Regions from separate parts of the Homo sapiens genome. Here all the other regions are linked to region 1. Evidence: chromatin loops called from intact Hi-C (ENCODE). Cell type or tissue: B cell. All regions are shown on one strand. Each heading gives the region's core, and the rest is flanking DNA. Links, peaks and the distances in the headings are about the cores only. Region 1 has its middle 54 kb from the start of HEPH. Region 2 holds the start of MIR223HG (MIR223 host gene). Region 3 overlaps MSN (moesin).

Evidence for each region. Hi-C counts contacts between places; a loop is a spot of excess contacts. Peaks named below come from ENCODE experiments on the same cell type or tissue, not always from the same donor. Only the 100,000 strongest peaks of a DNase experiment are listed, where the experiment ranks them.
Region 2: it touches region 1 in a loop (6-fold over the local background); 2 of 110 quality-filtered maps call a loop at or near these places.
Region 3: a loop joins it to region 1, with 3 times the contacts of the local background. A loop is called at or near these places in 4 of 110 quality-filtered maps.

The regions. Positions count from the first base shown.
Region 1 is chrX:66,104,386-66,115,142 of GRCh38, forward strand. No RefSeq gene overlaps it. Among named protein-coding and RNA genes, the nearest start is that of HEPH, 54 kb to the right of the region's middle. In B cell, for the core only: CTCF peaks have their summits at 5,930 (motif pointing right) and 6,129; a DNase peak (open chromatin) is centred at 5,906.
Region 2 is chrX:66,008,350-66,017,414 of GRCh38, forward strand. MIR223HG (MIR223 host gene) reads left to right here and starts at 7,112. Exons shown (of 3, transcript NR_170299.1): 1 at 7,112-7,202; 2 at 8,716-8,840. RefSeq lists an enhancer at 4,901-4,970. In B cell, for the core only: no CTCF peak of the experiment used is centred there; DNase peaks (open chromatin) are centred at 5,182 and 7,042; H3K4me3 peaks cover 4,600 bases; H3K27ac peaks cover 5,000 bases.
Region 3 is chrX:65,731,634-65,738,231 of GRCh38, forward strand. It overlaps MSN (moesin), which reads left to right. Exons shown (of 13, transcript NM_002444.3): 6 at 205-351; 7 at 1,551-1,647; 8 at 3,634-3,797; 9 at 5,162-5,292; 10 at 5,545-5,705. Among named protein-coding and RNA genes, the nearest start is that of MSN, 67 kb to the left of the region's middle. In B cell, for the core only: no CTCF peak of the experiment used is centred there; no DNase peak of the experiment used is centred there; H3K27ac peaks cover 2,803 bases.

The DNA of each region.
Region 1 (10,757 bases), core at 3,029-8,028:
TCAAAGAGAATGCTTCCAGTTTTTGCCCATTCAGTGTGATACTGGCTGTGGGTTTGTCAGAAATAGCTCTTCTTATTTTGAGATACAATCCATCAATACCTAGTTTATTGAGAGTTTTTAGCATGAAGGGCTGTTGAATTTTATCGAAGGCCTTTTCTGCATCTATGGAGATAATCATGTGGTTTTTGTCTTTGGTTCTGCTTATGTGATGGATTACATTTATTGATTTGCATATGTTGAATCAGCCTTGCATCCCAGGGTGAAGCCAACTTGATCTTGGTGGATAAGCTTTTTGATGTGCTGCTGGATTTGGTTTGCCAGTATTTTATTGAGGATTTTTACATTGATGTTCATCAGGGATATTGGTCTAAAATTCTCTTTTTTTTGTTGTGTCTCTGCCAGGCTTTGGTATCAGGATGATGCTGGGCTCATAAAATGAGTTAGGGAGGATTCTCTCTTTTTCTATCGATTGGAATACTTTCAGAAGGAATGGTACTGGCTCCTGTTTGTACATCTGGTAGTATTCGGCTGTGGATCCATCTGGTCCTGGACTTTTTTTGGGTGGTAGGCTACTAATTATTGCCTCAATTTCAGAGCCTGCTGTTGGTCTATTCAGTGATTCAACTTCTTCCTGGCTTAGTGTTGGGAGGGTGTATGTGTCCAGGAATTTATCCATTTCTTCTAGATTTTCTAGTTTATTTGTACAGAGGTGTTTATAGTATTTTCTGATGGTAGTTTGTATTTCTGTGGGATCGGTGGTGATATCCCCTTTATCATTTTCTATTGTGTCTATTTGATTCTTCTCTCTTTTTTTCTTTATTAGTCTTGATAGCGATCTATTTTGTTGATCTTTTCAAAAAAATAGCTCCTGGATTCATTGATTTTTTTTTGAAGGGTTTTTTGTCTCTATTTCCTTCAATTCTGCTCTGATCTTAGTTATTTCTTGCCTTCTACTAGCTTTTGAATTTGTTTGCTCTTGCTTCTCTAGTTCTTTTAATTGTGATGTTAGGGTGTCAATTTTAGATCTTTCCTGCTTTCTCTTGTGGGCATTTAGTGCTATAAATTTCCCTCTACACACTGCTTTAAATGTGTCCCAGAGATTTTGGAATGTTTTGTCTTTGTTCTCATTGGTTTCAAAGAACATATTTATTTCTGCCTTCATTTCTTTATTTACCCAGTAGTCATTCAGGTGCAGGTTGTTCAGTTTCCATGTTGTTGTGCGGTATTGACTGAGTTTCTTAATCCTGAGTTCTAATTTGATTGCACTGTGATCTGAGAGACAGTTTGTTGTGATTTCTGTTCTTTTACATTAGCTGAGGAGAGCTTTACTTCCAACTATGTGGTCAATTTTGGAGTAAGTGTGATGTGGTGCTGAGAAGAGTGTGTATTCTGTTGATTTGGGGTGGAGAGTTCTGTAGATGTCTATTAGGTCCGCTTGGTGCAGAGCTGAGTTCAAGTTCTGGATATCCTTGTTAACCTTCTGTCTCATTGATCTGTCTAATATTGACAGTGAGGTGTTCAAGTCTCCCATTATTATTGTGTGGGAGTCTAAGTCTCTTTGTAGGTCTCTCAGAACTTGCTTTATGAATCTGGGTGCTCTTGTATGGGGTGCATATATATTTAGGATAGTTAGCTCTTCTTGTTGAATTGATCCCTTTACCATTATGTAATGGCCTTCTTTGTCTCTTTTGATCTTGGTTGGTTTAAAGTCTGTTTTATCAGAGACTAGGATTGCAACCCCTGCATTTTTTTGCTTTCCATTTGCTTGGTAGATCTTCCTCCATCCCTTTATTTTGAGCCTATGTGTGTCTCTGCATGTGAGATGGGTCTCCTGAATACAGCACACTGATGAGTCTTGACCCTTTATCCAATTTGCCATTCTGTGTCTTTTAATTGGGGTGTTTAGCCCATTTACATTTAAGGTTAGTATTGTTATGTGTGAATTTTAACCTGTCATTATGATGTTAGCTAGTTATTTTGCCCATTAGTTGATGCAGTTTCTTCCTAGCCTCGATGGTCTTTACAATTTGGCATGTTTTTGCAGTGGCTGGTACTGGTTATTCCTTTCCATGTTTAGTGCTTCCTTCGGAAGCTCTTGTGAGGCAGGCCTGGTGGTGACAAAATCTCTCAGCATTTGCTTGTCTGTAAAGTATTTTATTTCTCCTTCACTTTTGAAGCTTAGTTTGGCTGGTTATGAAATTCTGGGTTGAAAATTATTTTCTCTAGAATGTTGAATATTGGACCCCACTCTCTTCTGGTTTGTAGGGTTTCTGCTGAGAGATCCGCTGTTAGTCTGATGGGCGTCCCTTTGTGGGTAACCCAACCTTTATCTCTGGCTGCCTTTAACTTTTTTTCCTTCATTTCAACCTTGGTGAGTCTGACAATTATGTGTCTTGGTGTTGTTCTTCTCAAGGAGTATCTTTCTGGCATTCTCTGTATTTCCTTAATTTCAGTGTTGACCTGCTTGGTTGGGGAAGTTCTCCTGAATAATATCCTGAAGAGTGTTTTTCAGCTTGGTTCCATTCTCCTCGTCACTTTCACGTACACCAATCAAACGTAGATTTGATCTTTTCACATAGTCCCATATTTCTTGGAGGCTTTGTTCATTTCTTTTTATTCTTTTTTCTCTAAACTTCTCTTCTCACTTCATTTCATTCATTTGATCTTCCATCACTGATACCCTTTCTTCCACGTGATTGAATTGGCTACTGAAGCTTGTGCATGCATCACATATTTCTTGGACCACGGTTTTCAGCTCCACCAGGTCATTTAAGGCCTTCTCTACACTGTTTACTCTGGTTAGCCATTCATATAATCTTTTTTTCAAGGTTTTTAGCTTCCTTGTGATGGGTTCAAACATTCTCCTTTAGCTGGGGGAAGTTTGTTATTACCGACTTTCTGAAGCCTACTTCTGGGAATTCATCAAAGTCATTCTCTGTCCTACTTTGTTCCGTTGCTGGTGAGGAGCTGTGATCCTTTGGAGGGGAGGGGTGCTCTGCATTTTAGGATTTTCAGCTTTTCTGCTCTGGTTTCTCCCCATCTTTGTGGTTTTATCTACCTTTGGTCTTTGATGATGGTGACCTACAGATGGACTTTTGGTGTGGATATCCTTTTTGTTGATGTTGATGCTATTCCTTTCTGTTTGTTAGTTTTCCTTCTAACAGTCAGGACCCTCAGCTGCAGGTCTGTTGGAGTTTGCTGGAGGTCCACTCCAGACCATGTTTGCCTGGGTATCACCAGTGGAGGCTGCAGAATAGGAAATATTGTTGCCTGATCCTTCCTCTGGAAGCTTCGTCTCAGAGAGGCACCCAGTTGTATGAGGTGTGAGTCAGCCCCTACTGGCAGGTGTCTCCCAGTTAGGCTACACGGGGGTCGGTGACCCACTTGAGGAGGCAGTCCGTCCGTTCTCAGAGCTCAAACTCTATGCTGGGAGAACCACTGCTCTCTTCATAACTGTCAGACAAGGACGTTTAAGTCTGCAGAGGTTTCTGCTGCATTTTTTTCAGCTATGCCCTGCCCCCAGAGGTGGAGTCTACAGAGGCAGGCAGGCCTCGTTGAGCTGAGGTGAGCTCCACCCAGTTCGAGCTTCCTGGTGGCTTTGTTTACCTACTCAAGCCTCAGCAATGGCAGATGCCCCTCCCCCAACCCCGGCTGCTGCCTGCAGTTCAATCTTGGATTGCTGCACTAGCAGTGAGCAGGCTCTGGGTGTGGGACCCCCCACCCCGGGCCAGGCATGGGATATAATCTCCTGGTGTGCCATTTGCTAAGACCATTGGAAAAGCACAGTATTAGGGTGGGAGTGTCCAGATTTTCCAGGTACCATCTGTCACAGCTTCCCTTGGCTAGGAAAGGGAAATCCCTGACCCCTTGCACTTCCTGGATGAGGTGACACCCCACCCTGCTTCACCTCACCCTCAGTGGGCTTCACCCACTGTGCAACCAGTCCCAGTGAGAAGAACCAGGTACCTCAGTTGGAAATGCAGAAATCACCCACCTTCTGTGTCGATCATACTGGGAGCTGCAGACTGGAGCTGTTCCTATTCAGCCATCTTGGAACCCAAAGCGTGACTTAACTGATTTGAATTTCATCTCCTTTTAATGCTCTGCTCACTCTTTGGAAATGATGTAAATAAAGGTAGTATGAGAAAGAAGAAACAAAGAGACTTGAAGAGATGACAATCTAGATCACCTGCCTCTGAATAAACAAGAATTGGAGGCATTGCATATGCATATGTATGTATTTTAATGTAAGAAGAAAGTCACAACAATGACTACATAACTAATCCAGAGAAAGCTAAGTGGGTATCAGTAAGATACTTCTTAAAATGCAAGGAACTGCTACTTTCCAGGTGCAGTCTGGTTTATCTTAAGAGTGAGTCAGGAAAGGATGGTAACCAAGCATAATGAGGTACTTTGAAATGTTTGTTGAAACTAGATGTGGCTTACCTATCCTGTTCCTTTAAGCTCATGTAGGAATCTGGATTAATGAACACACACAGAGTTTCATAGTTCACAGAAACTAAGTAAGGAAAGAAGCAAAGTATACCAGTAGCTGTTAGCCAGAGTATGTATACATGAAAATACTATTTCAGAAATATTGTTTCTTCATGTGTTAAGAAGTCTAACTTTCCCTTTGTGCCTTCTCTCAGGAAGGCATTGGTTTCCAAAGACATGCAGGGAGATTCTGTCTTATTCCGGTTTATGAGCAGTGTTTTTTAAATGCCCTGATGAGGATATGAATCACATTCTTTATACCATCATAATCTAGCAACAAAACTTGGCATAGAATTCTTCTTCTTGGGCTTAAAATACCACTCATAACTGTTTTTGCTGAAAATTAAAAGGGAACTTTTTATCTCATATTTGAAACATAAGTCACAAGAATGACTAACATTTATGCTTTAAATTATTAATCCTAGTTTTCAGAATTTTATTATTATAAAGATCACTGTACTTTAAGTGATAAGATATTAAACTTACTCTGTGTCGAGCATGAGGAATCTCAATGTACTTTGCTAGGAAGAAAGCTACAGCTGAATTCTAACCAAAAGCAACCTCAACTTTATAAGTACTTCCTTTGAAATATTAGACACTAGGCCTTCATGTGTCAATTCATGTGAGTAGTGACTACTTTCTTTCTGGGGCGTAATCAGCTTCTATTTCCTGGATAACCTAGGGCAATAAATAAAATGTTCTTGCTATGGAAAAAGCTACAAATGAGACTACATTGTTCAATCTTCAAATTCCTCCAGAGACTCAAACTGGATATGGGAAGAAAACGTATTTTTTTCTTTGATCTTTTATTAGGTTCTATATCACTCTATCTCTTTTTCTTATTTTTCTTTAGTAGTTTTCCCCCTTTTATCTTTAAACATAAACCCCTCTATCTTCTCTACATTTATTTGAGCTACCTCGTATGCAATACTTTAAACACATGCGTGAGAATTCCTCTCTGAATTTTGAATTCTTGAATCCTATCCAACTTATATTTTGTCCCAAGGAGATATTACAGTCTACTCACTCTCTTTGGTACCCCGCCCTTCCAAAGGACGGTCAGGATCCTCCTGAATAGATCATACACTTTTGGTCTGAAGTTTGTATGCATACTCTATCTGATTATACTTCCCTGAAATATACCGTGGGGCATTTTCTAGAGGGCATCTGTCCTACATGATAAAGCATGTTATGCGTAGTCCAGGCACCCTGCTGATATTCACTAAGAATAATAATTTCATGGGAATTTTCTAGTCTAGGAAAATCATAATTTGCTTTTTAATAAAAACTCTCCCTCAGGTTTTCTTGACACATGTGTCAAAGGTAAAAATACTTTAGGTAAACAGAGCCCGACATCCCGCACCCCCAGCTTTGGGGTGAAAGGGGTTAAACAAGGGCAGCTGCAAATCTATGCCTAACCAATAGGGGGAGTTGCCAGAATATATTTTATAAGGGGACATATTTCTTTCAGGAATTACTTTCTGAAGCATTACTTCTCCCCCATGTGGTGAAAGGTTTAACTTTCATTTCTAATTCCCGCATCCTCTATTAGAGGAGATAATATAAAAGTTATGACTTAGGATTCTTTTTTTTTATTGAAGATCCACTTTTTAAAAATAAAGATATATTATTTCTCAATTTAGAATACATTTAAAACCAAACAAGCTAACATATATCCCCATGGCCATTCCACTCTAAAACTTTTAATTTTCTTATTTATCCATTTAACAAACATTTACTGAACACAACTCCATCTCAGGTAGTTGGCTAGGCTCTGTGGAGGATGAACAGGCCAATGAGATGCAATTTCTGTCTTCAAGAAGCTAATAATTTAGCAGGAAATACAAATACCTTCATGACTACTGTTAACACAACATGATTGAATACTGGAGTAAGGACCATAAAAAGTGTTTGGGAGAATACAGGAGGAAATAGTGAATTATGCCTGCGGTGGTTGGGGATATATCATATATCTCCACAAGAAACCTCACAAAATAGAAAAATTCAGACTTGTTTTTCTAGAAAACTTGTCACAGGAATAAAAATTCTCCCACAGAATTCCATAGGAAGAAAATGTGCATCAGGATATTTGATGAATCTCATATATATTGCTTTATTAAAAAAAAACCCTGCTAACCTGTTGAACACAGAAAATGAAAAAAAATGAAAAAGGCTAACTCATTTGAGAGTGAATGATCATCAGCCGATGTAGTTTTCCTTAACATCTGTACATTCCCAGAGAATAAAGCCATGAGAAATAAATGCTGCTATTGAAGAAAGGTGATTCTAAAGCAGAGGTTTCTGAAACTTGTCTATAACATTCAACAAATGATTTGTCTGTAACTTATCTATAAAACAGACAATTCAATGATTAGCAAATGTGTGATAAATATTATAAAAACAACACTGTAGCCTATCTACACTCCTTCATAGTTCCTGCTTTAGAGATGAGTAACGTCCCCTTGCCAATATCCCTCTTCTAAGAATATGCAACTTTTTAAAAGGGAGACATACATATCCAAATAACCACAATAAAGTCAGGCTATAATAAAGTGTGGAGTGGGGGAAATGGGGTGTCATTGCTAATCAGCAGGGGATTTCCTTTGGTGTGATGGAAATATTCTAGAATTAGATTGTAATTATGGTTGCACCACTGTGTGTATACTAAATATGATAGAATTGACCACTTTAAATGGGTGAATTGTATAGTATGTGAATTAAATCTCAGTAAAAAAATCAGGCTGTGATAAGCACTGTGTTTGTCTTATAAATGAAGCACGGTGGGCATTTGTGAAAAGAGATTAATTCTGACTGGGGTATATGAGACTTCTAGAGGGAGGTAAAATTTGAGCTGGGACTTGAAAGATGAAAACTCTGGTAAGCAAATACTAGGAATGAAGTTGGGAAGAAAGGGCAGTCCAGGAAAGGAAATGGCTTGATGAAAGGCATTGATATAGGAAAGTTAATGGCAGTGTTATACAAATTGTGGTCCGTGGAATGATGCTTGTCTGCAAACCATTTGTTATTGGTTGTTGATCACATAAGTATAAAAACTGAGAGTAGTTCCTTAGAAACTTATATAGTAACGTGACATTGTTGTTACATCCAAACATCATCATTTTTTCTAATAATCCATTCTTATATTTCATAAAGTATTGATTTGTGATAGATCAGAACTTAAAAAAAATGTCCTTCACCATAGTCAGTTTGAGAAACAATGGTATAAGGCATGAAAAGAGAATAACTACCCTGTGTGGTGAAAAGATGTGTGTGTGTCTGTAACACACACACACACACACACACACACACACGCAACATGAATGAGAACAGAGGTGAGGTAAGAAGGAATAAAAAACAGAGGATAAGGCTGAACTGTCGAAGAATGTAAATGTCAGATACAGATGCTGGACTTATTTCATGTACTGTGGTGGGAATCAGCTGAGAGTTTTGAATAAGAATGACACAGTCTGGTCAGGTGCAGTGGCTCACACCTGTAATCACAACACCTTGGAGGCCAAGGCAGGAGGATAGCTTGAGCCCAGGAGTTTAAGGCCAGCCTGGGCAACATAGTGAGACCCCCATCCCTACAAAAAATTAAAAGTAAAAAAACAAACCTATGGTCCCAGCTACTCGGGAGGCTGAGGCAGGAGGATCACTTGAGTACTAGAGGTGGATGCTGCAGTCAGCTGTGATTGTGCTATTGCATTCCAGCTTGGGCTACAGAACAAGACTCTGTCTCAAAAATAAAAAAAAAATAGAAAAGAAACAGATTATATTTTGAAAAGTTAAAACAGACAGTAATAGGTATCACTAATTAGAACAAGCAATATTTATAATTTATTAGAAAGGGTTAAAGGTTGGAATACTAAGAAACTACTCTTGGACAGTGAGAAAGTGGAAAGGAGGGGCACAAGGAAAAATAGGAGCTTGCTAATCTTTCCTACATAAGCACTAAGAAAATTAGACTATATAAAACATCAATAAGCAGTTGACTGGATTCTAAGAATATGGATGACTTCCCCCCTCCTTTTGTGGTTTTATTTTCTAAATTTTCTTAACTGGTCATATGTCAACTTTACACACACACACACACGCACACACACACACACACAGTAATCTTTAAAGAGAAGACTATTACATTTCTTACTGACTATCCTATTAGTCAAGCTGCATTTTCTTACCATTGACCTCGACTAATTTACTGTAATTTCTCATTCTTAAAATAGTGGGGAGTATTTTTTCTATCTATGAGCCACAACAATAACCACTGAATTCAAAAATTTTATAAAAAGAATATATGTTACTATAAAACAAATTAGTTTAGAAATGTGAAATATTATGGAAGAGTAAGAATTCAATGCACTATTTCTATTTGAAGCTTCTATTAATTTGGTATATATACTTTTATGTATTTCTCAATTATTTGTAATGGTAACACAAAAATCATGTATTAATAGAAAAAAGGGGTTTTGGGCAGCAGTAGAACTCATATATGTGCAGTGTCAGACCTTAAATTCCGAAGATCTGAGAGAGGAAGATAATTCACTTTTACTCAAAGTAATGGAGTCCAGACCTGACTTCTCTAGCATTATGACCTGGCACAAGTATATTTAATCTTCTTGGGCTCCATTCCTAAGCTGTAATATAACAGAATAGAACTTGATAAATTCAGTTCCATTCAGCTCTAAGATTCTATAACTCAAAAGGATTAATGCAGATCTTTTTCCAGAAATATTTTTTTTTCTTTATTTCTTCTAAAAAAAGAAAGGGTGGGGGGATACATGTGCAGAGCGTGAGGGTTTGTTACATAGGTATTTGTGTGCCATGCTGGTTTGCTGCACCTATTGACCTGTCCTCTAAGTTCTCTCTCCTCATCCCCCACCCCACAGCAGGTCCTGGTGTGTGTTATTCCACTTTCTGTGTCAATGTGTTCTCATTGTTCAAGTCCCACTTATGTGAGAACATGCGGTGTTTGGTTTTCTATTCGTGTTTGCTGAGGATGAAAGGAAATTTTTGTTTGGAACCCCAATCACTAAAATTGGTTTCCCAATCGATAAACCAAACTAAGTAGAATTTCAATAATAAACTGTTGTAATAGCCCCCACTCAACTCAGAGTGATATTCATATGTTTAAAAAAACAGTTAACTTTTCTGCAATATTCCACTGAATTATAATAATGCTTGCAGAAATAAAACAGTCATACTTACACATGTTGAGCTGTCGGAAGCTGGTCATATTATTTTGCTTCAAATATTTTGGAAAGTCTTTGGCAAAGGTTTGTTCATTCATAATATGAAAGCTCTGACCATACTAGAAATAAGGGAACACCAAACAATGGTCTTGAAATGTTGCAATGAAGTTTCAACAAAGCAACAATTCAACAACAATGCATCAGAAGCCATAAACTTCAAAGACTTGTGCAAATGTATAGCCAAAAATTGTTATCAAAATACTCTCCTATAGAGACAGAATTTGCCACAGAGAAAAACCATTAAAAAATGTAATGGATTTGACCACAAAAAAAACCTATGTACATGAATACCATAAATTAAAAAATAAAATATAAACAAAATTAAAAGGTAAAATACAAAATGGGGAAATATTTTCAACACATATAACAAAGAACTACTATTGTTAGCATGCAATAAGCTCTTATAAATTACTAAAAGACAAAAACTCCATTAGAAAAAAAAAATGGACAAAGACATAGAGAGGCAATTCAAATAATCAGCCAGTTAAGGTTTGGGAAAACGTGGTCAAAATGCAAGTTGTAACAGCAATGAGCTATAATCCTTTGCATATCAAATTGGCAAAGATTGAAAACAATGTTAATCTCCAGTGTTGGCACATTGGTGAGAGTTCAAATAAACAGGCAACCACACTCTAGTGGTGGGAATTTAACATCTCTAACAATATTTATATAAAACCTTAAGATATTCAATCTTTGGCTTAGAAACCTCATTTCAAGTATGTATGGGGACTAATTATGGATATGTGTCAAGATTCAGCTATAAGCTATTACTTACTTAAATAGTTGTATGTAATATGAAAAACTGGAAACAACCTAAATACTATAAAATTAGTTGCATGAAAAATACTATAAAATTAGTTGCATGAAAAATTAAGCTGTATAAGAATGCTAATGAATGTCAATATTCATAATATATTTTAAGTAAAAAAAGAAACTTTCCAGGTAGTATAAAATAAAATAAATTATTTTATAAATAAAAATACCCACATTCACAAAGTAATAGGACACAAA
Region 2 (9,065 bases), core at 3,926-8,925, 95 kb before region 1:
TTAGAATTTGGAATTCTAAATTCTGACAAAATTATAAATCTCAGCTTTGCCACTTACTAAATATGTGACGTTGAAGGAAGTTGCTTAATTTCTTCATGCTTCAATGCCTACATTTGCGAAATAGAAATGATTCCTATTTTATAAGGTTATTGAGAGTAATAAGTGATATAATAGAGAGTGAGAGTAGGTGGTACATAATAAGTACTCAACAAAAGTGTTTTTCTTCCAATTCCCACTTCCTATTTTATAAGGTTATTGAGAGTAATAAGTGATGTAATAGAGAGTGAGAGTAGGTGGTACATAATAAGTACTCAACAAAAGTGTTTTTCTTCCAATTCCCACTTCCTATTCTGCCTAGAACCGATAATAGAAGGCAGTGTCCCTTCTGATGCCAATATGAAGCTTTTCTGCTTCTTACCTTGCATTATCTGGCCTTTACAGGAGCTCTCAGGATTCCACTTTGTAACCCCATGAGGTATCAATTTTTTAGGGATTGACTGATTCCTGAATCAGTGCCAAATCTAGTTCTAGCAAATGTTTAGCTGTGGTGAAAGCTCAAGGGTCTGTTCTAAATTTTCTTTTTGTTTCCCAAAAGGCACAATTCTTGCCCTTCCTTTACTCAGAAGACAAACTAAGAAGATGAAAATAGTCTGTGTGTGCCAAGTCAATGATATCACGGGCAACTACCCCAGTCTGAATTAGGAAATATCTCTATACTGATATATAGATACATACAGATATATAGATATATTCATTTAATTTTTTATTGTAAATTTATAATTGTATTTGTGGGATACAAAGTGATGTTATGATTTATGAATACAATGTGGAGTAATTAAATTTAATATATCCATTGTCTCAAATACTTATAATTTGTTGAATAATTTGAAATGTACTCTCTTAGCAATTCTGAAACATGCAATATACTATTATTAACTGTATTCACCATGCTGTGCAATAGATCTCAAAAAAACCCTATTCCTTCTGTCTGAAACTTTGTACCCTTTGAAAATTATCTCCCCATTCCACCCACCCCCAAGCCTCTGTAACCGTCATTCTACTCTCCGCTTCTATAACTTTCATTATCTTAGAATCCACCTGTAAGTGAGATTATGTGGCATTTGTCTTCCTGTGCCTGGCTTATTTCACTTCACGTAATCTCCAATTCCATTTATGTTGTTGAAAATGACAGAATTTCCTCTTATTTATTTATTTTTTGAGACAAGGTTTTCCTCTGTTGCCTAGGCTGGAGTGCAGTGGCTATTCACAGGTGACCATAGTGCACTACAGCCTTGAACTCCTGGGCTCAAGTGATCCTCCTGCTTCAGCCTCCCCAGTAGCTGGGACTACAGGTGTGATGTGAATAGTGGGAGTGAGAGACAGACTAGAGTGAGAATATATATTTTAAATAAATACATGTTTGTTCCTTCCAAATATACTATTTACAATAGGCTATTGAAAGTTGATTCCTCATTCATTTCTTCATTGTCCATTTAAAATTTTTCCCAAGGGAGTGTATATTTAGGGCAACTCGAATCTATGCTCCTGAGTTGCAGCTCTCAAGCTTGGCCCAGATAAACTCTTTACTCATTTTAAGAAAAAAACAAACAAACAAAACAAAAACAGCTACTGCTTAGTAAAAACCTTTAGGTGGGCCATTATAGGAAATAGATTAAAATGGTTGATTAGGGTCACTTCAGTTATTTCTGCCATAGATGGAAGGTTCTGAAGGACTCTAAGTGGGAGTGAGGTATGGGTAGTAAGTAGAACCAGTTTGGTTTTCTGTCTTTAAACAACTCCCTGGAACTCCTATTTTATTTACTTCATTTATTTTGTCTTTCTAAGAAGCTAAACAAAAGCTTCAGCTCAGACTTATCTAACAATCATAAATTGGAAATTAATGAGGTTTTCTTGGAAAAAACTGCCCTTAAAGACTGAGATGATAACTGACTTGAATTTGACATTTTCCAGCCAGAGACATATTGTATATTTTTTTGTAGATTGCTCCAAAATTTCTACCTTTCATAAATTGTTGCATGATATTTATATCCTACATCTGCCATTTAATAGGTAATTATAGTATCTCCCTCATAAGGTTGTTGTTAGGATTACATAAACTAACATATGTAAAGGGCTTCAAACAGTGCCTGGCACTTAGTAAGCTCACAATACTTGTTAATTATTGTTATTCCAGTACAAAATGGATCTCCTGATAGGTCGAACCTCTTTGCCAGGTTTCCTCCAGAGCACATTTGGTGTGTTGGATAGGCCTTTGGGCTACTATTATTCTACGATATCTATAGATACTTAAAAATGCTCTCAGGCTTATATTTGCCATTTTGTATCGGTAGTCTCCCTATTCACACAAGCTCACCATATTCTTTCCTATCTCTGCACCTTTACTTGGGTTCTTTCCTCTGCCTGAAATGCCTTTCTCTGATTATTGATCCTGTTATCCTTCAAGGCTCTTTTAAAATTCGGCCTCTTCTGTGAAGTCTCTAATCCAACCAGTTGAAATTAACTTTTTTTTCCTGTTTGTTGCCATAGTCTGGACCCCTAAAATCCTAGGCTTGAATATAGAAGGGCACTGCATCACATATATACACTTTCTGGCTTCTCATGTCTCAAACGCCCAACATAGCATACAAGTCCTTTCTTAGTTTGGCCCCCGGCTTAACTCTTCTATTTGCTTTGTGCTATTTTTTCCTTTGCTCACTCTTTTTCAAGCCATACCAGCCTTTTATCTTCTTGGAATATGCCACATTATTCTCCATCTCAGAACCTTTATACATGTTGCTTCTTCTGCTTGGAATTGCCTTGCACCCATTATCCACTTGGCTCACTACTTTTCATTTTTCCGTCTCACTTTAAAAGTTACTTCCTTAGAGAAGTTTTCTTGACCTATCCAAGTCTGGTGGATTATGTTATCCTGTTACGTGTTCTCCCTGCTCTCTGATCTTCCCCCTTTCTTGACATATTTAAAAAATTTGTTTAATGGCTATTTTCCACCACACGGTATATGTCAAGAAGGCAAGCGTTTTATATGTCTTTTTCACTTCTGCATCTTGAGTACCTTGCACCATGCCTGACACTTAGAACACATTCAACTTGTATTTGTTTTGTGAATAAATTTAATCAGACTTATTGTAGAGATGGAAATTTGGAGGCCCAGAAAGGGAGAGGGATTTGCTCAAGGTCACACAGAGAATTAGTGGCAGAGAAAAGACTGTAGCCCAGATCTCCTGACCCTCAGTACAGTTCTCTTTTCCATACATGCACCTCCACTATTGTACTCATTTTTTGAACATGCTTATGTAGCACTCTGTTTTCTGGACTAGATTGTGAATTCCTAGAGGGTAGGGACCATGTCTTATACCTGTTCTGGTCAATACAGTAGCCACTAGCCACAGATGGCAATTTAACACTAGAAATATGGCAAGTTCAAATTGAGATGTACTGTTTGCATAAAATACATACTACATTTTGAATAATGTAAAATATCTTATTAACAAATACTTACATTGTTTACAGGTTGAAATAACATTGTGGATGTATTGAGCTAAACAAAATATATTATTAAAATTAGTTTCACTTAAAAATTTTTCATGTGGTTATTATAATAATTGTGGCTCGCATTACATTTGTATTAGATTGTTGTATATTTCTGTTCTGTTGTATGTTTATTTTTTCCCCTTTTGCCAAGCATAGAGCTTTGTAGCCAGTAGGTGCTCAACACACCCTTGCTGAATATACTTAAGCTGTAGTTATTGGGTTAATTGCTGCCATTTATCTTGTCAGTGTCACTGTTTTGTGGCAGCCTCACAGTGAAACCTCTGTCCCTAGGCCCAGGTGTACAAAAAGTTCTTTAGTCCTGGCCTGCGGGTGCCCTACACATTGCATCAGCCTTTGTATTTCCTTTCAGAGGAAACCCCAATGCAATCCTATGCATAGCAATCACTAGGGTTGAGGTAGAGTGTGTGGACACAAGCCACTTGCACAGGAAGTGGCCTTAGCTTTGCAATTTTCCCTGGGGCCTCTTCTTGAAAGTCTTCTGAAAGGAGGTGGGGGTGAGTGAACAGGAAGATAAACTCAAAGTGAAGGGTGGGGGCTTCTCAGCTCCTTCATGGAGGTTGGGTAAGCTAAGCAATGTGGGGACATTGGGCTATGAGGTCTCTTTCTTTTGCTTATGCATTGACTCATTCACTTATTCACCTCACAGTTCTGGGATAACTAGTTTATTCCTAGGCCTAAGAAGACAGTAAAGATCAAACATAGTTCCTACTTTGGGCAGTGCTTGGTCTTCTGGGAGAGACTGACACCTAAGTGCTGTGTGGATGTTTTTCAAGAGTAGAGGAGGGCAAGGTGGGAAGCAACTAATTTTGCAGGTGGTTGTCAGAGAAGGCTTTCCAGAGACAGTGAGCATCATTTTTTTCCTCTCTATCCCTTAAGATGTAGCCAAAATCTTATTCTTCTGAGAACCTTTCCAGTTACCATCACCTTCTCATCTTCTGCCCTGGGAGAATCTTATATACGTATCTGACGGCACTTCATGACTTTGTCAAATTACTTATCATATTCTGTAGGGTGACATAGCTCTTGGGGTGCACACCTGTCTTCCATTTCCCTTTAGCCTGAGAATCCTTCAATCTGATGTGAGGACTAAGGCTCAGACAGGCTGTGTGTGATTGTTCAAGGTCACATAATCAATAAGTTACAGAGCTTGGTCTATAACCCAGGGTCTAAGATGCAGGGACTCTGATTCAGTGTTCTTTCCATTCCAGTACTGCGGAAACAAATGAGTGTGTCTGCAGTGTGGGACCCCAGCACTGCCTGCTTGCTCCGCTTGTCAACTATTTTCCCTTCTTTCTCATCTCCCTTCACAAGCACAGGCAAGGCAGAAATCATACAAAATGGGAAAACTTTGTGACTTTTGGTTGCTCTCTGCAGAAGCCTGGACAACAGATCAAAAAGAAGAAGCCCCTTTGTGCTGTTATTGGAAACTTGGCCCTTCCCAGCATACTTTGTGTTTGTGGGCTAAAGAGGAACTCTGAGCACAGTTCCCTTTTCTCGCATTCAGGCCATATGCATAGGTAGTATGATTTTCAGAGCCTTCTGTTTCCTAATGCTCTCTTTTATTGCCCTGTCTTTGGACTCAAAATAGATACCATTAATTACTACTTTAGGTAAACACATTGTCTCCAGAAACCCCTGTTAAAAGGCCAGTAGAGTACCCTAATTGATAGGGAAGAAAAAAACGTGTGTAGCTAAACTTAATCTCTATGGTATGCGTAGGAAGAAGGGGGTCCCATTTTAGCAAAGTGCCCGCAGGACTACCCTACTTCCGCTCCAAGCTTTAGTCAGAAACCAAAAGAAACAAGAACTGAATCTTTCTAGAAGCTAGATCTGGGGTCTTGAGGCCTGAGCCAATAAATTATTCTGGTAGAAGGAAGTTTTCTACAGAGTGATGTTAGTGCAAGTGAATCCCTATTTCAGGCTTTCACAGAGCCTCAGGTCCTGCAACCATGGGGAAGCCCACAGTGAGTAACGAAGAGCCACAAAGGAACCAGGGAATGTTTGAGTTGGAGTGGTCTCCAAGACCATTTAGTCCAACCTCTGTTGATTAAAGGAGAAACTAATGCCCAGGGAGGTAGTAGAGTGGGGACTAGGGCCCAGGGCTCTTGGCTCGCAGAATGTGGTCTTTCTTTTGAGCCTGAGTATATAAGAATGTACATAGCTTGAAAAGATTATTTACCACGGCTTGACTATCACTCAGGGCCATACTTCCACTAGTGTAGACAGAGGACTGTGACTTGGGCACTGCAGTCATTGAAAGCTATCAAAGTATAACCTGAAAGCATTGCCCCTCCCATCCTTCATGCCATCAGAATTCATGGTGGAGGGCACTGCATGATGGGAATTCATCATCTTCCTGGCTGTTAGTGGGGACTTCCAGGAGACTGCAAACATGAGGCATTAAGAAACCATCCACCTTCTTTTCACACCTTTCATGTCCCTCATTAGCCTGAAGGTCACAGTTGAACTTAGGGGTCTGGCACTAATTTTTCTTTCTCAAAGTCAACTACTTTCTTCTCCCTTCCTTGTAGCCAATGTGGGAAAGTAGACGAAAACCTCAACATTTGGAGTTAGACCTGAGTGAAAAATCTGCCTTCTCTATTATTTTCTAGTTTTGTTTCCTTAGACAGGTCACTTTATTTCTGTGTGCCTCAGTTTCCTCACCTATAAATAAGAATAATAATACCATACCAGAGAGTTGTTGAATAAATTAGATAATACACATGAAAGAATATCATAAGTACTCCAATAAATGTGAATTTCCTTATTTATTTCCTTCAGCAAGCCCCAAGATGACAGAATGTGGCTTGTGGTCATAACTGTGCCCCAGAGCCAGCTTCATAGGCATATGACTTGTACAGCTTCACAGGGCTCCATGCTTAGAAGGACCCCACACTTAGTTTAATGTTCTGCTGTCATCATCTTGATATTCTTAATTTTTAAATAAAGGGCCTATCGTTTTCATTTTTTACTGGGCCTTGCAAATTATGTAGCTGGTTCTGTATGCCAGGAGAGAAGTTGGAAGTAAAATGGTATTCCAGGACCAGGAGGCATTCTGGCAGAGTGAAAGAACATGTGATTTGGAGTCCATGGGGATGGGTTTAAATTTCAGCTTTCCACTAATTTGCTTTGTGATACTGAGTATTTCCTTTTATCCCTCAGAGGCTCTGTTTCTCAATTTTGACTACGGGTTTTTTCATTAGATAATGTCTCAGTTCTGGTATTCCAGGTTTCCCTCAATTATTCTGGGAAAACCTCCTTGACCCACAGGCAGAGCCTAGGGCAGCCAGGTGCTTTCTACTCTCTCTCTCTCTGCAGCTTGGAAAGTTAGTGTCTGTTGAAGGTCAGCTGGGAGTTGGTGGAGGCAGGGCAGTGGCCTGCTACTATTGCTGCAGTAGCAGACCCTTTCACAACAGCATTGTTTTGTCATTTTGCATCCAGATTTCCGTTGGCTAACCTCAGTCTTATCTTCCTCATTTCTGTTTCCTGTTGAAGACACCAAGGGCCCTTCAAAACACAGAAGCTTCTTGCTCACGGCAGAAAGCCCAATTCCATCTGGCCCCTGCAGGTTGGCTCAGCACTGGGGAATCAGAGTCCCCTCCATGACCAAGGCACCACTCCACTGACAGGTATGGTATCCATTTGCCCTCTCTTCTTGGATTCTCAAGCTGGGGCAGAGTCCATGGCAGCCAAGGGTGGCTTGGATCTGCCCATCCCATTCTCTTCAGACCCTCCTCAGGGATTAAGGTCAAAGGTGGGAGGAAGAAGGCTTCCATTGGCCTTTTATCCTAGAGGTTCTAATGGAGGGGAAAAGGGGATAGGATATTTTCTATCCAATCAGGATGTTTAGGAGATAGTCACATGGAAGTGGAATGGCCTTTGGACCCAGGAGTCAGGAAACCTGAGTAGCAGTCCTGGTTTTACCATTTACCCAATGTGTATCTTTGGGTAAGTCCTTTCTCCAATCTAGGACACAGTTTTTTCACCCCTTTTGCAAAATAAAAAAGTAAAAAGAGGAAAAGAATGATTAGATAGATGCTGTCTAGAGACCCATGGTTATTAGATTCCTAATTTTCATGATTGTCAGCCCTCTGTCAAGAAAGAAGATGAGAGTAATCTTTGCATATGTAACTGTGGGTGGGGCTGAACACATTCAAGAGGAGAGTGCTGGTGGTAATCCATATAGCACTCTCTGAGAGGCATGACTCAAAGATGAAAGCCTCTTTTCTAGTCCAATCTTTGACTCCTAGAGATTCAAAATTGAAAGACTCTTAGAGACTAGGTACATATGGAAGAAACTGAGGTCCAGAAAGAGGAAGAAAGGGACTTGCCCAAAGTCATACAGAGAATCTGTAGCACAGCTGGGTCTGGGCTCCCAGGTCAGTCCTCTTTTTGCTCTATCCTAGGAGGACTGAGACATCAAGCAGCAGGACCTGTCCTGTAACTGACCCAGGACAGGTCCTGCTCATACTAGAGGCAGTCTGGGATTTTTAGGCATGGTCCTGAGGACTTCTTCTTTTCTTCTATTTTTCTTTCAGGTACTTGGCTCACTCTGAGTGTTCAGAGATTCCTAGACACCTACTTACCCCTAATTCTTCTGGTCTATTCCCTCCAATTCCCTCCATAAAAACTGACCCATCCTTTGCATCAACAATAGTGGCTTGATGACGCTCTTCAGTAGAGGATTTTGCATTTCATATGGGGAAAAATGATGTTATTCTAAGTAATATAACAGACCAAGAGAAGAGCTTTCAAATTCCCTTAATATCATCCCATATAGATATTTATGTCTTCTTTCTATGGGTCTGGTGAACATTTCTCAACTGAATGTGATTTTCTTACATACACTCCATTGGAGAGGCATACCAGTCTAGTTTCAGCTCAACCACTAACTCCTTCCATTAATACTGAAGCAATGTTGTCTATAAGGCTCCACAAATTTCAAAGTACTAATAATTTTTAGCCCCTTTCATGCCTCCTTTCCAGCCTTTCTGGAGGTGAATAAAGTCAGAAAGTGCATTCAAAAGGCTGTGAACACCTCCAGCTTATCTAGGTCTTCTTACTGGAGCTGACAGCCAATGAGTGTAATGATACAAAAAAGGTAACAATCCATTTCTTTTTCTCCTGCCATCCCCAACTCAGACTCTGTTAATCAGCTTGCTTGGCTGGCCTCCAACCATAGGTCCAGGGGCTGAGACAAGGTCCTTTTGAGCTCCTATGTGGGAGGCTCTGGAAAGCTTAGCAACACTTTCCAACAACTTTGCCAGGTAAGTAGGTAAGTCTCCTTGTTCTCATTTCCAGAGAAGACAACTGAAACCCAAAGAAAGACTTGCCCAAGCCATGATTGGCTAGTTGATGGCCAAGACAGCATTAGAACACAAGTTTGTCGATTCTGTCATGCCATATTTGGTGACCATGACTGCTGCTTTTGCTGCTGGGTGGATTAGGCTGAATTGGGTAGGTAGAAAAGGAAGTGAGGGAGTGAAAGAGCT
Region 3 (6,598 bases), core at 1,436-6,435, 370 kb before region 1:
GCTTAGACCCTAGGTTTTTGTTAGGAGATTTTGCTTTGCAAAAGTCATGCTGTGCTCTGTTCTCCATCATCTGCTTGCCTTTTGTCCCCTTTCCCACTCCTGATAGCAAGATCCTTGTCAGAAGTACAGAGTAAGCAGGCTTTCTATCTCCTTGGGTCTGACTCACAAGCCCCACTTTGTGACCCCCAACTCTGTGTCATTTAGGGAGGATGCTGTCCTGGAATATCTGAAGATTGCTCAAGATCTGGAGATGTATGGTGTGAACTACTTCAGCATCAAGAACAAGAAAGGCTCAGAGCTGTGGCTGGGGGTGGATGCCCTGGGTCTCAACATCTATGAGCAGAATGACAGGTATATCTCAGATCTCTTTTAGTTTATTTAGGTCACGTTAACATCTAGGGCTCACTTTTCACCAAGGAGCAGGGCCATATCTCTTGGGTCCCATCTCAGTTCTTTTTCTACCTAATTTAGTCCAGCCCAGATGATTTCACAACTTCCCTTAGTCAATACTAAATCCTGTATTGACTAGACTCACACTGTCAACTATGGTAGCCACCAGCCACATGGGGCTATTGAACACTTGAAATGTGGCTACTTTGAATTGAGATGTGCTGCTGTAAGTGTAAACTACACACTGGACTTTGAAGACTTAGTGTGAAAAACAGAACGTAAAATGTCTTAATATTTTAAAAAATATTTATTTACATGTTTAAATGATAATATTTTAGATATATTGGGTTAACTAAACTTACTATAATTTTATTACATCCATTTCTTTTTACTTATTTTCATGTGGCTACTAGAAAACTTAAAATTATATATGTGACAGTCATTATGTTTTTATTGGATCGTGCAGGCCTAGACTATCTTATCAGCATTTGTAATTAGTCTCCTGTGATGGTTAAGTGGCTTTTGGCCTATAATCCTCTCACTGTAGCCTTATCCCACTTGCTTATATTTTTCACTTGGTGTGCTCTTGGTGAGGATGGAGAGCAATAAATTATTGTTCCATATAACTCCTGAATCTTGGAGTTCATTATTTACTTTCTCTCAAACTTTTGTAAGCTTGGATAGAAGAGACTCAGTTAAATAGGGCTGGGGATTCCCTTGAGGAACTGTTACAAGTTCCATGCCTCAAACAAATACATAACAAAACAAACTTGAGACAAGGAATCATATGTTAGTTGTACTATCAGGAGATCTTTAGTGAACTCTCAATGCTGGCAGCTGACCTGGTGGCGTGTGATGACACTGGCTGAGCTGTCACTGAGTCTACCTCCTCCAGAGAGAAGTGTTTGTTTGGCCAGGCTCAGTGGCTCACGCCTGTAATCCCAGCACTTTGGGAGGCTGAGGAGGGAAGATTGCTCAAGCCCAAGAGTTCAAGACCAACCTGGGTAACATAGTGAGACCTCGTCTCTATTTATTTTAAAAAAAAAAAAAGAGAGAGAGAGACATAGAAGCTTGGAGGTGACAGTGAGGGCAAGCCCCCAGTTCTCTACACCCTTCTTGTCTTGCCCTTGTCCTGATGTTATTGGTTTCTATTTCTACAGACTAACTCCCAAGATAGGCTTCCCCTGGAGTGAAATCAGGAACATCTCTTTCAATGATAAGAAATTTGTCATCAAGCCCATTGACAAAAAAGCCCCGGTGAGTGATTCCTCCCTCTGACCAAGACAGGTACTTGCCAAGGCCTGCATAATGAGCAATCATGCTATTCTATTTTTCTCTTCCTTTTCTGATGTGTTTGTGTGTACGTGTGTGCGCGCATGTGCACGAACAGGAAGCACAAATAGAGATTGGGAATGGAGGGGGATGTTGATGCCAAGAAATGGCCAGCAGACATCCTGTACCTGGTTCTACTCTGCTACCTGTCTCTCTCACTGTGGATGTGGGAGAGCCACAGGCAGTGTTAAGAACTGCTTCTTAGCCATTGCCTCTGCTGCCCTGAGGTTCTGGGGTGGAAACCGAATGCATCTCATATTTCCAAGCCCCTGGGTCCCAGAAAGTGGACACTGTTCACATATTTGATTCCTTCCTTCCTTCCTCTCTCTCTCTCTCTCTTTCTTTTTTTTGATGGAGTCTCGCTCTGTTGCCCAGGCTGGAGTGCAGTGGTGCAATCTTGGCTCACTACAACCTCAGCCTCCCGAGTAGCTGGGATTACAGGCGCATGCCACCATGCCTGGCTAATTTTTGTAGTTTTAGTAGAGACAGGGCTTCAACATGTTGGCCGGGCTGGTCTTGAACTCCTGACCTCAGGTGATTTGCCTGCCTTGGCCTCCCAAAGTGCTGGGATTATAGGCGTGAGCCACCATGCCCAGCCCTTGACTTCTTTTTTTTTTATTGTGGAGAAAGGGCTGTGGCCAAAGTCCAAATCTGAAGATGATCCTACAGACTTCTTGGTAGAACTTTACTGCTGCCCTCTCAGACTTTTCTCCAGAGCAATCCAAGACCAAAAAAGTGCTTTAAGTTCATTCATTTCTCTAACACACTCGCCATGCTTCTTACCCACTCAGTAGCCTGCAGCTGACAAGACCAGACAGCTGGTGATTGTGGGTAGGTTAGGAAACTGAGCTGAGTGTCCCCTTTTCTGGGATACTGCATGTCCAACAAGGCCCAGTGACAATGCTGAGCCTGACCCTTTTCATGAAGGCTCAGTGATTCTTCTCCAGCCATGAGGTGCCTGAACTTCCCCTGCTAGGGACTTTACACATGTTGTCTCCTTAAACCCTCAGCAACATGGTCAGGTAGGTACTAAGTAGCATACTAATTTTATGGCTGACAAAACTGAGGTTAGAGAGATGGAGTGATTTGCCCAAGATCACACAGCTAAAAATGGTAGAGCTGGGATTTATACCTGCACCCCAAGCTATATGAGACAGTAGCAGTGTGTGGTCAGTGGCAGAGGAGATGGTGGTGCCCATCAGCTGGTGACTTCGGTCCAGTGGTATTTGTAGTAACAAACTCAAACTCACTGGATTTTCTTGTGTGTTTTCTTTTATTGCTGCTGTGCTCAACTATTATCAGAAAAAGTTAAGTAACAAAGCCAGCTGAGATCAAGGGCTCATTTTAAAAACAACAACCAGGACAAGCAGTGATCAGGAGATTTATGTATTCATGTATGTATTTACAGCCTGCCTTGTTCCAAAAAGGATTTAAGGGGCTGGGTCTAGGATTTGCTTTTAGGAGATTGTAGAAACAGTCCAGCCACCCATACTGCACCCACCAGGGTATTATTCAGGGGTCATTTGGCTTCCAAAAGAGGTCACCTGAGACCTAGCATGTTCCCTAATTAGCAGAGAAAGTTTGAATCCTTCAACTTGATTAAGAGTAATTTAGGATGCTTTCACAAGCAAAGATTGAAAGAAATTGTGGTTTCATAAGCAAAGATTGAAAGAAATTATGGGAAGAACATGGGTTTCAGAGTCAAGAAACCTGGGTTTCTAGTCTTGGGTCTGTCTACTGTCTAACCCTGGGCAAGTCACTTTACCACTCTGATAATTAGTCTTCCCATCTGTAGTGCAGGAGGTCAGATTAAATATTCTTTCCAGTGCTTTTGGATTTAGCTTTTCAGAAGGCAGAAGATCACCTTCACCTGTCCCTCCAAATTCTTTCTGATTGCTGATTTCCCACCAGGACTTCGTCTTCTATGCTCCCCGGCTGCGGATTAACAAGCGGATCTTGGCCTTGTGCATGGGGAACCATGAACTATACATGCGCCGTCGCAAGCCTGATACCATTGAGGTGCAGCAGATGAAGGCACAGGCCCGGGAGGAGAAGCACCAGAAGCAGATGGAGCGGTAGGTGCTGCACACTGATGTGGGGGGCCAGGGCTGGGGCAAGGAAGCTTCTCAAAGGTGCCCTGCATGCTAAGTCAGGACATGAGGCCAACCTAGGACTTCATAGATGAGAGGTTAGACACCAATATTCACATTTATTCAGAAAAAATCTACCAAGTTTGAGGGGCAGTTTTTACAGAGCTGGATCTAGCAGGAAACTGCCCTGTAGGACCTCACAGTCTACTCAGTCTAGTAGCAGAGAGAGGGAAAACAATATATACATAACTCAAGGTACAAAGGCCATGTCATTCATTCACTTAATAAATATTTATTGAGCAATGAATAAGAAAAGACCAAAAATCTCTGCTTTTGTGAAGCTAGCATTCTAGTGGGGAGGAGACGAACATAATAAATAAGCAAATTATGTGGTACATAAGATGGTTAAGAAGTGCTATGGAGACAAAAACATAGAAGAGGGATGGGGAGAAGGGTAAGCCAAGTATTCTGAGGGCCCAGATGGAGAATACCTAGCCAAGGGAGATAAGAAGGTTCCTGGAAGAGGTGCTAGGGCAAGAAAAAGCAAAAGCAAATACTTATTCCAGATTTGTAACAGACTCTGGGAAAAAGAAGCCTAGAGCTGGGCTTTAGGGCAGGCAGTGTTAGACCTGAGGACTGATGCACTAGCCGTAGAGATTACTAGACTTGAAGCACTTCATCCCAGCACAGAGCCAAAACTTGTCTCCCTAACAAGGTGGATAGGGCAGGTCTTATTGGACCATTTTCAAGATAGGGGAACAAGAGCAAAGCAGTGACATAGCTAAGGTCACCCAGTGGGTTGGTGGGAGAGCTAGGATTCCTGACTCAGGGGTACATTGACAGGGCCCCGTGTACACTGGCCTATGTGGGGCTATGATATGAGGACAAGGGTATAGAGGTAAGGGAGGGTGGCCCAAACTCACAATCCCTAAGTGTGTTGGGAAGGTTGGGTTGAGAGACCCAGAGGCAGCAAGCCTTGGAATTCCCCAGGCTTTTTTTTTTTTTTTTAGATGGAGTCTTGCTCTTTTGCCCACGCTGGAGTGCAGTGGCGCAATCTCAGCTCACTGCAACCTCCGCCTCCTGTCTTCAAGCAATTCTCCTGCCTCAGCCTCCTGAGTAGCTAGGACTACAGGCGCATGCCACTATGCCCAGCCAATTTTTTTTGTATTTTTAGTAGAGACGGGGTTTCACTGTGTTAGCCAGGATGGTCTCGATCTCCTGACCTCGTGATCTGCCCACCTCGGCCTCCCAAAGTGCTGGGATTACAGGTGTGAGCCACCGCGCCTGGCCTCCCCAGGCTTTTGTGGAGCGTTGTTATCCTGTTCTATCCATTTTATCTCCTTCCCTAGTGCTATGCTGGAAAATGAGAAGAAGAAGCGTGAAATGGCAGAGAAGGAGAAAGAGAAGATTGAACGGGAGAAGGAGGAGCTGATGGAGAGGCTGAAGCAGATCGAGGAACAGACTAAGAAGGCTCAGCAAGGTGAGGCTTGGAGTCACCTTGGAGATTGGATTTTTCCAGGCCTAACTCTGAGCTGGAGAACCTTCTGCCTGAGCTGTAGACTCAGACAATGTAGTTCAGGTGTGGCTACAGACTAGAAGAAGAATGGGCAAGAAGAGAGCTCAGAACTTTCTGCCAGCTTTGTCTTGGGGTGGATCATTTCCAGGAACGAAGCTATTGTGTCGTCTTTATCTCTGTGCTCTTCACTGCCTTCTCCCCTCCTTTTCTGCTCAGAACTGGAAGAACAGACCCGTAGGGCTCTGGAACTTGAGCAGGAACGGAAGCGTGCCCAGAGCGAGGCTGAAAAGCTGGCCAAGGAGCGTCAAGAAGCTGAAGAGGCCAAGGAGGCCTTGCTGCAGGCCTCCCGGGACCAGAAAAAGACTCAGGAACAGCTGGTAAAGCTGTAGGGTGGGCTGGGATTATGGGAACTGAACTTTCTTCCTTGTCTGCCTACTTACTTATAGCTACTTTTGCTTACATGCTGGCTTTTTAGAGCAGGCTACCACTCCATGGGCCTCCAGCAAATAACTAGTTCAGAAGCAAGCTGAGAAGTCACTAGTGTGGCCCAGAAATTTTTGCAGTCTTCCCTAACCCTTAGTTTCTGTTCACTTTCTTAACTCTTGGGTATCTGAGCTGATTGACCTGGCAAAGGAAAGGGAAGGAGAAAAGAACAAAAGGGACTCATATTTGAGCTCCTGCTGTATGTTGCTGTGTTGGGAATATTTCCCTTTTCCTTACTTATTTCTTCTTCCCAGTAACCCTATGGGATTAACCTCATATGAGATAATATCCCAGATAAGGAAATTAGAGCTCAGGGAAGAGATTCACCAAAGATCACACAATTGTAGCTAAATAAGGATTAGAACCCACCCATTTCTGCCTCTGTTTGAAAGCTTTGCTCCCTGAAATCACATGCAAAACTATGTGTCTATGCATTTTTGGGGCATTTGGCATCCATACTTTCATCACAGTTTCCAAGGGTTCTGTGACTCAGAAGTTAAGAACCTGTGGTCCAAACTCCTTGACATATACTCTTCCTTTGTACTGTTGGAGGTGGGAATAGAGGGAACCAAGACCTGTCTCTCATGAGGAAGCTGTCATGGGAGATTTACCCAAGGTGTGCATAAGCTTTTTTCCTTGTTCAGATAGCTTTGTGACACTTGAGTGTCTTTCCTGTACTTGTCCTGGGAAGACTCTTAGTCGAATCCTGAGCATTCTAGGATATCAGGAAAGGATCTGCCACTTCAGGAAGTGACCCAATGATGGCCAAAGCTTTACTGAGGCCCCC